Regions from separate parts of the Mus musculus genome. Here region 1 is linked to region 2. A link is a loop called in an ENCODE intact Hi-C map of the cell type or tissue named here. Cell type or tissue: heart. All regions are shown on one strand. Each heading gives the region's core, and the rest is flanking DNA. Links, peaks and the distances in the headings are about the cores only.

Region 1 (5,380 bases), core at 81-5,080, 150 kb after region 2:
CAGGATTAGGAAGGCCAGAGCTGAGTCACATTTAACTGCCGCGCTATCTATCAATTTACTATCTTTAGCATCTCAGTTCAGACTTTTTATCCATAGCAGAAGGTTCTCCTTTGAAGTTTCTTTTTCTACTTCCTACTGACTTCATTTTTTCTTTCTTTCCAGTGTTGGGGATGGAACTGAGAGCCTCCCAGAGTGTAGGCAACACCCCCCTGCTGAGATGTACCCTTGACCTCCCGTTGACCTTTCGACCTGCTACCTTAAAAGTCAGCCTCCTAATTTTGACCTTGGGCTGATGGGCCTATATCCATTTGTTTCTAGTCTACTTAATTCTTCAGCGTCATAGCTACCCGTGTCTTCTGACTAGGAAATAGCACCCACGCTTCCCCATGTCTGAGATCAGAGTCCCCACAGTGCTCCAAGGAACTTCAACGAAGATATATTCCCATGCCACTCCATCTCTCTACCTCCCTCATGGCTCATCAACTTTGCCTTGGCACACATCCAGGTTGACCACGTGAGCGTACTATGTTGGCAGGAAGCCTGGGTATAGTGGGAGAGGCCTCAGGAAGCATTGCCATCTTACTGTGAGACCCGAGTAGATACACGCAGGGTACACGTATATGCTTTTTAGCAAACCTAGAAAGAACACCACTCTGGCACAGCTTTCTTCCCCTGGGTAGGAACACAGAGAAACCACGGTTTTCTCTCTACTGGCCAGAATGTCTGCTGCTCACAGCCAGGACTTCATAGATGAACGCTGTAGAAAACGTCTTAGCTGCACCCAAAGAACTTCAAGTGTTTTGCTCTCGCTTCTGAAGGAAAACAAACAAATAAACAAAAAAAAAAAAAAAAAAAAAAAAACCGGCCCTGGTAGTCAGCAAAGCTCCAGAAAACTGGCTGTGGAAGGTATCTTGTAAACTGGAAATCATCTGCCCTCTAGTGGTCATCTGCAGGAAGTTCCAACCCGAAAACAGCCAGGACGGAGAAGGCAGAAAGAGTGTGTGACAAAAAGAGAACCCGTAATAAGTCGTCATGGTGGGAAGCCACCATTCGTTAAAAACCAAATATAGGTCACGAGAGTAAAAATAGACATCCGAGCTTTTCACAAACCCTAGCAGGTTAGATCAAAGTCGCCCTGAACTTAGCACTTGGGTGGCATTCCAAACCCAGAGAGTACTGAGCAGGAGAAAACCTACGCCCTGGGACTCCTCCCAGGAAGGGAAGGCTGTTGTGGGTGGGGAAAGATTTGATATGAAACTACATCAGAGGAAGTGTTTGTTTTTATTGCTTCCTGAGAACTGGGAAAGGATGAAAGAAAGTACAAGAAAGGCAGATAGAGGAGGGCTGCAGGTTCTCCAAACGTGAGCTGCCCGCCCTGATTAGTCTGCAGTGCCCAGGACTGTTGGGTGGGGTTGCTTGGTGAGACTATTCAGGACGGTGGAAGAAGCTGTTTCCCCATTGATGCAGGACTGAAAATAGTCTAAAGCACACGAGGAGAGACGCCTGGCCTGAAAAATACTTCCTGGAGCAGCCTAGGGGTCAAGGAGGGGCCTAGGAACCCATAGAAGTGATGGGCAGCGCCCCTGGCCATTAACTGAGTCAGACCTATTTAAAACAAACTTATGCCAAAGTTATAGACACCCTCAAGGTGGAAATCAATTCGTGGGGCCTGTGGGTGCAGCTTAGGGAGAAGGGTTGCTTGTACAGGAAATAAAAGACCTGAGAGGAGCGCATGTTTAGACCATGGTGTTTAGAAACAACAACCAGACTTTGTAGTAACCCCTGCCCGAATGCCAGCTCACATAATAACAAAACATAAGAAACCTTGGTGATGGCCCATGCCAACTCGGACGTGAGGAACTTAGGGTCCAAGGACAGATCTGTGATCTTAAAAGAATGTAATGAGCTGTTGGCATTCCTGGGGTGCAGACTCGATAAGAAACTAGATCAGAAAAAGGGTTTGTTTGTATTTCTTCTGCCCACAGAGGCAAAGGAGGAAAAGAAAAGCCAGAGCCCAGATGAACAACTGGAAGCTGGTATGTTCCTGGTCAATGAGGTGAGCAGCTGACCTGGGCTTCACGCCCTGGTCCCTCATCACAGACTACATCCTTCTCTTCTCTTCTCTCTCTCTCTCTCTCTCTCTCTCTCTCTCTCTCTCTCTCTCTCTCTCTTATGGTGAAATAGCCTGAGTTGACAGAAGCTGCTGTCAAATGCTCCTCTCTGACCTAATCTACAGCCTTTCAACTAATGCCAGAACCAGAGCCCTAAAGCTGCCAACACATCTGAAAAAATACTTAACTCTTTGTCTGAGGATCGGACCCAGTTGTCCAAATAAAGTCCAAATAACGAGCACAGTGAAGCTATTCCGTGTATTTTTCATGTGTGCCTGGGAACAAACGTTATAGTCCCTGCCGATGAGATTTCTTTTCTTCAATGGTATTGCAGGGCTGCAGCTTCAGAGCATGCGCAGTCTGATGGGCGAGCATGCTGAGAGCCAGGTGAGGTTTTCTTTGTCTTCACTGCGCTGGGTACGGAACCTTCCTGGCATCTGTTGTGAATGGGGCACCAGCAGTTAGGAATCAGGATCTGTGTGCTTATTCCGTTTTACAGCAAGTGGCAACAGAGGAGAAGAGACACAGCCCTGCAGGGTACAAGTAGCCACTCTCTAGCCTACAGCACAGCACACCAAAGGCACAGTTTCCGCAGAAGTCCTATGTTTTTCATATGATGAGCCATTCAGTTAATACCAAATGCCGTTTCTATCAGTCTTACTTCTTTTTCTCCAAGCAGAGCAGAGAGAATTTGGAGTCCTTTGCCTTGTTTCTTCAATAAAAGGAAGACATAGATCTATATCACTTCTTTTGATCAGAGAACTCAGCATTTCTACCCACCTGGCATCTTCTTTGTCTTTGATTCATCACTATAAACTCAACAAATAGTTGTATTAGCACTACCAGGAAAGGTAGGGACGTGTGGGCTTGTTTCTGCTCACCACAAGGGGGAGCCATTGCGCCCTCCTGGTTAGTCATTCCCACTACAGTACCTAAGGTCAGTGCTGGGTCTACACCTGTGCCCTCACTCGACACAGCTTGGAGTGGCCCGCTGTAGCAGCAAAACAAAAGTAGATGGAGAATCCAAAAGGAGTGAAAACGGGTGCTCAGGGGAAAAAAATGCCTGGAATGATGCACAATCATAGAACTATTTACAAGAGCCAAGAAATGGAAACAGCACAAATGCTTGTCACCAGTTGAAGAGATAAACAAATGATAAGATAGACACTTGTCGGAATATTACTCACTCAGAAAAGAACTGTAGCTCTGAACTATACACAATACATGGGTAAAACTAGAAAATACCATGCAAAGTGAAAGATGATGAAGACGAAGCTTTTATCGTATAATCTAATACACCTGAAATAGAATATATAAGTTATATAGATGCACTATAGACTGATGACTTTGGCTAGGGACTAATTGTTTAGTGAGCATAAGCTTTATTTGGGGATGTGGAAATCCTGGGAACTAGGTAGAGATGATAGCATTGTGTATAAGCCATGGGATTCCTTGCTTTACAATGATAAACTTTATGCTATGTGAATTTTATCCCAATAAAATTTCTTTTCAATAAACATTGTTGAGTGATGAGTTAGACAACAGGTGTCTGGGATCAGGACATTGGGGTCTTGACAAACACCCTAGAAGGGAGACATTTGAGACAACAAACACGGTGTACAATAAAGAAGCAGTAGGAAGCCAACAGTGTGTGAGTGGGGGGTGGGGGCGAGATGCCCCGAGTTATCTGGTGTTCTAGGGGAATGGGACATGTAGGGACAGAGGACTGGTGGCCAGAGTCACTGACTGAGCTGGTCATTTCCAGATGCTTGGTGTCTTATTCAAAGCATTTTTTCCATAAACACAGATCTAACAGGGAAATTTTATTTAAAGCAAAGTGACAGTTTAAATCAGAGTGACAGTGGGCCACCTGAGTGAGGGCACTCAAGGGCCCTGACTACCATGTGGGGATTCTTCTAATGCGGTTTGACAGAAGGTGGAGCTAGGTTGCAAAGTGGCGTAGCTTGGGCAGTTCTGTTTTGAGTAACAAATTTGAGTTATGTAAGTCTCTGCTTACCATGCATGTCCTTTCCCATAATGAATCTGATGGCAGCCCTACGAATGTCCAATTATGCACAGGCACAGGGTGGGAAGCAGGAGACTCTCCCAGAGAGTTTGCTTTGAGGACAGAGTTGGCCTCGGAGCACTCAAAACCAGTTCAGGCCAGATCAGACGGTCTCTCTTGGTTTCAGGGCATGTTCCAGGACATGTTTGAATAGAAATAGGGCATTACAAGAGGCTTCTATGCGGGGTAATTTATTTCTGTTGTTTAAAGCAGGTGACAGTTTGATGCAAGTGGGGCTCCTATGTGCTAAAAGGTTGCTAGGCGTGCTGATCAGGGAGAGATGTGTGTATTGTACTTATATGTAAGCATCTCAGGCTGCCAAGAGCATTATTAGAAGGATGTGTGTATGGTCCAGACAAGCAGAGTCCCAACAGAGGACAACAGAGTCCCAACAAGGATGTGTGCATGGCCCAAAACAAGCGGAGTCCCAGGTTGCTAAGCTATTCCCTATACTTGTCTGTCTCGTGAACAAAAGCAGCAAACATCTTTTTTTTTTTTTCAAAGAATGGCAAATGGATAGTGAATTTATTTTCATTAAGGACGTATCCTGTAAAAGACAATTCTAAGCATTTACACTAAGGACAGGAACTCCCCAACAGAGGAACCACCCAAATCCTATATAGTTTTGTTTGTTTGTTTTTTAATCTTGCCTCAAGTTTATTTGTAAAAACAGAATAAGACACTGGTCATCTGCAAATAGTGTGTGGGTAGGTGTGTCCCAGCAATTCATCTGTCTTCACATTGGCAGTAGAAGCCTTTTCTACGGGGCCTTCACAGGGGGCTGGGCACCTTTGGGAGCCCGAGCTGGAGCAGAGGCCTGGGCTCTAGCTTGAACTTTGGGCTCTGGTTGGCAAAGCCTACAACCCTTGCCTACATTCACAACTGAGGGTGATGCTAAATTTCTGTTAGAGATTTCAGTAACGAGACTTTGCGGGTCCCAGCTTCAGAGCCGCTCCGTTCCAAGCTTGCATGAGAGACTGTGGGGCAGTCTAGAGCTCTCAGGCTGCTGTTGTCTGACAGAAGGACTGGAAACCACGAGGCCAACCCAGGCTATGTCTGTTCACAACAAGGCCGGAGACTTGGGGCTAGCCTGAGAGGTGATGTCACGTGACTAAGGAAGGGTGGGATGAGTGCTCGATAGGAGAATGTGAGGGTAGATTTCAGGACACAAGTTAGCAGGAGAGAGCTGCCTGCTGTGTACACA
Region 2 (5,380 bases), core at 132-5,131:
TCTCAGAAATAACTACAAAGAGACCCCTTGCCCTCTCTCATTTGTTATGACTCATAGATCATGAACCTGTGCCATTGTTGGGGACAAATTCATAACATGCAAAATAACTAATCTTGACTTACGGCCATTGTCATGTTTCACTTGCCCTCCTTACTGAGAGATTGGGAGTTGCCTCTAGAAGAGAGGGGACTAAAGGCTAACTGTACAGATAGCCAGGAAGAACAGAATCACTAGAGCTAAGACGGAGAAGGAGAGGAAGATTGCTGTCTGTTGAGGCTGTGGCTGGGCACTAAGTACTTTTGGAAGACTTTCCCAGAAGTTTAGTTAAATACCAACAATAGCTTTCAGACTTCAGGCAGTTCCTCCTGCCTTGGCTAATGAATTTTTAAAACCAGGGTCTTCAAGCCTCTTAGGGATTGGTGGTTTCAGTTTGCCTTCCCTATTCCTTGATCTTCAAGAAGATAAGGCAACACTCCCTTGTTAGCATCTATCTTATTGATTGACTTTGCTGTTCTTTACTTAGGTAGGGTAGGTAAGGATGCTGAGTATCTGTGCTTGGTGAAGAAAAACTATCAAGATTGGTGCTGAATTTTGTCTGATGTCCTACTTGTTCTGACACTCGGAGGATGAGTCACCATCTGCCTTTAAAAAGCTACAGATGAGGCCCCTCCCAAGCATAGGTCAGTTACCTGTTGGTGGGTGGGAATAGTTCCTGGAATATCAGAACTTTGAGCATTAGGGAGGCCCTGCTTCTTCCATACCAAGTGGTAGGGTAAACTGAGCCCAGGACATGGCTGATGGGAGTCACACTAAAGGGAAATTTCTCCTGACAATGGGAAGTTCTAGTCTTTCTGTAGGTGTTATATTTTAAAAGAGATATTCTCAGCAAAAAGCCAACAACATTCAAGAAACCTGCATCATAAAATGGTTAATCTGCCTCTTTTGTTTAAAAAAAAAATGATTGAAAAATCATTTAGAATTTACTTTTAAAATTGAACAGCCCTAAAAATTTCCCATTGAGGCATTCCAGTATCCTATTCAGTTCTGGATGGAATCAGGGCACAGTCTCTCCCCCAATAAGAGCCGTCCATGGTCTGGTACTAGAAACCAGGAACAACTACCACAGTTGTGATCATGAGAAGCACAAGTGAGTGCTTGGGCACGCTCTCGATGAAAAGGAGCAAGGGATCAACTCCCATTCCTGTTTCTTGAAGGACCTTCCAGGTCATCGAGGAGTACACAGTCAGTTTAGACAGTAGGGCCCACGCTGTGTTTACAGTTTCTGGAGTAGTTTGCATAAGTGAAGCTTAATTTGTTACTGGCCATGGTTAATTGCTTCAGTCATTGAAAGTTCTTTGCATCTAAGTGATAGACACAGACCTGAGAAGGGTGAGGAGATGGCATGGCAGAGGGTCTGTGGCTCCACTCTTGTCTTCACTGTGACCTCCCCACCGCCTCCCCAGTCAGCTGGTTCACGATAGGCAGGGGAGGGGGAGCGTTTTCTGAGAATGTTCCTCCTCATAGGAAGTGACACAAAGTAAAATTGAGCCTCACTAGACTGCTTAGTTTCCTGTATACAGTGCATACATATGTAGTTACATGGTACCTGAACAGCAGCCCTGGCATTCGAACAAGTCTTAAAAGAATTTTTAGACAGCTTCACACATTCTTGCCCCAAAATAGCATTCAAAGTGTGAAGCAGCTTGGCACATGAGGCAAGTTCAAGTACTTGCAAGTTCCTGGAATGCAGGCTTGTGTGGGAAAGGGCAAACCAAAGGGACCCTCAGATAGTTGCATTTTGTCTTCTGTGGGTCTGTCTGTACTTTAGCAGTGGGGGAATGCTACCCATTTATTGCTATTTGGTAAAGCTCAGTAGCAACAGCAGGAGACAGCCTGAAAGGATAAGAAGTCAAGGCCTTGAAGACCGATTAGAAGAAAGACAGAATGTTGCAGCCTAAATAGGATCAAAGGATGGATGCCCAACCTATGTCGCTGGTAGTGGGGGTGCCCCGAGTGAGAGCCATGCGTGAGCTTCTGCAGCATTTGTGTGAGTGGAAAAGACTTGGGTGCCCCGGGCAGGGAATAGCTCATACTTTTCAGGCTGAGTGACCCATGGTGCTAATAGAGTGGAAAGAATTGTAACATGTTGAGCATGAAGTGGGGTTGAAAATACTGGGCTCATTTCACAGGACTTGCTGTGGTGTTTGTTAGTCTTATGATGAGCCAGTTCTGATTTTTAGTTACCAGCAAGCCTTCTTTCCTGGTTTGCATAAGCAGAAAGATGGATGATTACATATTGATTCATAGGCTCTCAAGGCTTATGAGCCAGATTCTAAGCCTTGGTGGCCAGGAGCAGTGCTCACTGCAGTGGCTGTGTCCATGGGGCAGTGCTTATTGCAGTGCCTGTGTCCATGGGGCAATGCTCACTGCAGTGCCTGTGTCCATGGGGCAATGCTCACTGCAGTGCCTGTGTCCATGGGGCAATGCTCACTGCAGTGCCTGTGTCCATAGGGCAGTACTCACTGCAGTGGCTGTGTCCCTGGCAAAAGCTCAAGTCACCACTCATTCTTCTTACGTGACTTCTTGTACCCTGCTCATTAGACAGCCCTTAGGCCTTGGCAGAGTATGAACAAGCAAGTTTTTTGTCAAGTTTCCTGACAAAAGACCAAATTCAGGAAGATTTTCAAACACAATGTACAACTCTAAGAAACCATTTTTATCTACAAATGAAAACTAATTCCATATGAATAGAATTTTACATTGATTTCTATATATTTTATGTAGCACAAAAAAATGCATAGTCCCTGCCTAAAATAAATTTTAAGACAAACTAATATTTTACTTAAAATTCAAAGCTTTGATGGTTAATTTGCCAGTAATCTTCTTTTTATTTGTTCTCCATCTCCTGGCCTGAACAGTTCTAAGCATATGAATCGTCCATTTAAATGATGGTTAGTTAATTTATTTAAAATTATGACGATATTTTCCTATTGACACAGAACTCTTGTGGATGATTCAGTCCTTGTGTGTGAAATGTCTTTCACATTCCAGTGGAAGATCCTAGAACACAAGCTACTTGGCACCTTCAGAAGGGACGTGAAAGGGAGCCAGGGCGGAGTCCTGTGGGCACAGTGCCTGTAGACACATGGTAGGCAGCCAGCGTCAGTTGGGAAGTGCTTCTAGGAATAGATGTTGCGGGGAGTGGAGAAAGGGAAGGAAGTGGGCCTGTCCTTCCCGGCTGAAGCTGCCTCTGCTGTCTCTCCCAGGAATCTGCCTCTCACGGCTCTAGAGCAGAGTGAGTCATTGAGCAGCATTTCAGATCCCGTGTATTTTGTTCTTCCGTCCTGGGGTCACAGAGTGAGCAGTTTGAGACTCCGTTAAAGTAAGAACTTTGAACACACTGTTCTGAAGAACACACACTTGTAGTTACTACACAATATTGTCAGTTCCCTGTCAGCTTAACTGGGTAATCTGTGCTCTTCCGCATATCTTTGCAATTTGGCTTATTTTTATTGTTCATTATTAGCTTATCTTCCTAATGAGTTATGTACATTACTTTAAATAGGAAGATGATTTTAGCTGAAGATTCCCATTGACTTAGGTATGCCCTGCTGTGTTTAGGGTACCTAAGGCCTTTTCAGCACTCAGATGCTATTTGTCTGATTTTTTTTTTCCCAATCCCTCCCCGCAACAACAACAACCAAAAAAAAAACCATACAAAACAATATGTTGGTACCTGCTCCTCGTGACAAAGGGTGAAATAAGTTATCTGCTTGAGCACGGTTAGGGCTTTCATCAGTATTTACCTCATTACTCAGAGCAGTGCACTGCTCAGTGCTTCTCACACTTTGTGAACACTGTATCTAAAGCGTCTCCTGTATGCCAGGCAGGCAGGAGGCTGGACCCATGGCAGAGTGGAGCCACACAGCCACAGCCTCTGCTACTCTGAGCAGAAGCCCAGAGTGGCTTGATAAGGTTGGTAGTTGCAAAGATGAAAGCCATTATAGAGCGTTCCATTAAAGTTAAACTCCCATGGTAGTAAAAGCTGCACGGGCTGTTATGAAGCTGCTCTGGATGGCAGTTTGGTTAGCAGCAGGTATTAATATTGACATAAGACCTGATTGTTTTGACAACTATACAGTGAGGCATTATCAGTCCTAGCGTTTGGAGAACTAATTTTGTGAATAAAATGAAGTAACAAAAGTTCTAAGAAGCTGGGCAGTGGTGGCACACGCCTTTAATCCCAGCACTCAGGAGGCAGAGGCAGGCAGATTTCTGAGTTCCAGGCCAGCCTGGTCTACAGAGTGAGTTCCAGGACAGCCAGGGCTACACAGAGAAACCCTGTCTAGAAAAACAAAACAAAACAAAACAAAAAAAGTTCTAAGAAACAGAAACTCATTGCAAGGAAGAAACTACTTTCTAAGCTGGAGAGCTGGAGGACGGTTGGGACCTGCCACCCGGAACAAGGCAAGTAGCCCTCAGTGAGATTTGCTCGCAGTTCCCCATCCACCACCAGCTGTGCCTTTGCAGTGCGGTAAAAGAGCACATTAGCTGGAGCCACAGGCTCAGAGCGCAGACAAGATGAGTATTCGCTGATTGGCTCCATTCATGGGAGCAGTTACCCTGCTTGCAACTGAGTCCTGGCCCTGGCATGTGACCGGCTGTGCCCATGATGGAAAGGGGGGCAATCACACACATTTTCACCAAGCAAAAGTCCCTCCCACCTTTTAATTCTTGGGGAAGACGGCAAGGAGTTAGAGAGGCGTGTAGAGCCGCAGCTCTGGCAGGTGACCTTCGTGAGCTCTATGTGTTTATTTAAGCTCAGAGTTACAGCTCTTTCATAAATTTTAAAGAAAAGAAATCTATGTTCTTACCCCAAAGGAATAACTTAATAACTTTGCTTGTGTGTGTGTCTGTGTGTGTGTGTGTGTGTGTGTGTGTGTGTGTGTGTCGTGTATCTGTCTCAGTGTTTAGGCACACTGGTTTTGGAATGATAGCAAGTAGCATGTTAGGTTTGACCTCAGCATTTCTAGTCACCAACATGTTTTATCTCTAAAATAAAATTACTTATGGCCCTGTGACAAAATTATTGTGCATATGATAAAAGAGCTAGTGTATTCAAAATGGAAATACATATAATACAAATGCTTAATCATCTAGTCTGTGTTCTATCTCACTGTCTGCTAATGTCATACTGTCCTGTGTCAATTGATCCATGGCAGAGAAAGGCAAAAAGGTGAACAAATATATTTTCACATGGAAATTGTTTTCTATATACATAAAGTATAAGCCAGTGGCCCCCAACCTTCCTAATATGGAGACCCTTTAATACAGCTCCTCATGTTGAGGTGACTCCCAACCATAAAATGATTTTCATACT

What was found. Hi-C counts contacts between places; a loop is a spot of excess contacts. Peaks named below come from ENCODE experiments on the same cell type or tissue, not always from the same donor. Only the 100,000 strongest peaks of a DNase experiment are listed, where the experiment ranks them.
Region 1: a loop joins it to region 2, with 2.2 times the contacts of the local background. A loop is called at or near these places in 1 of 42 quality-filtered maps.

What each region holds. Positions count from the first base shown.
Region 1 is chr2:59,437,642-59,443,021 of GRCm38, forward strand. No RefSeq gene overlaps it. Among named protein-coding and RNA genes, the nearest start is that of Gm46743, 20 kb to the left of the region's middle. In heart, for the core only: CTCF peaks have their summits at 957 (motif pointing left) and 2,992 (motif pointing right); DNase peaks (open chromatin) are centred at 520, 1,070, 1,190, 3,040 and 1 weaker place; H3K4me3 peaks cover 330 bases.
Region 2 is chr2:59,283,274-59,288,653 of GRCm38, forward strand. All of the region lies in intron 3 of Pkp4 (plakophilin 4), which reads left to right. Among named protein-coding and RNA genes, the nearest start is that of 5330411J11Rik, 100 kb to the right of the region's middle. In heart, for the core only: no CTCF peak of the experiment used is centred there; a DNase peak (open chromatin) is centred at 3,158; H3K27ac peaks cover 1,575 bases.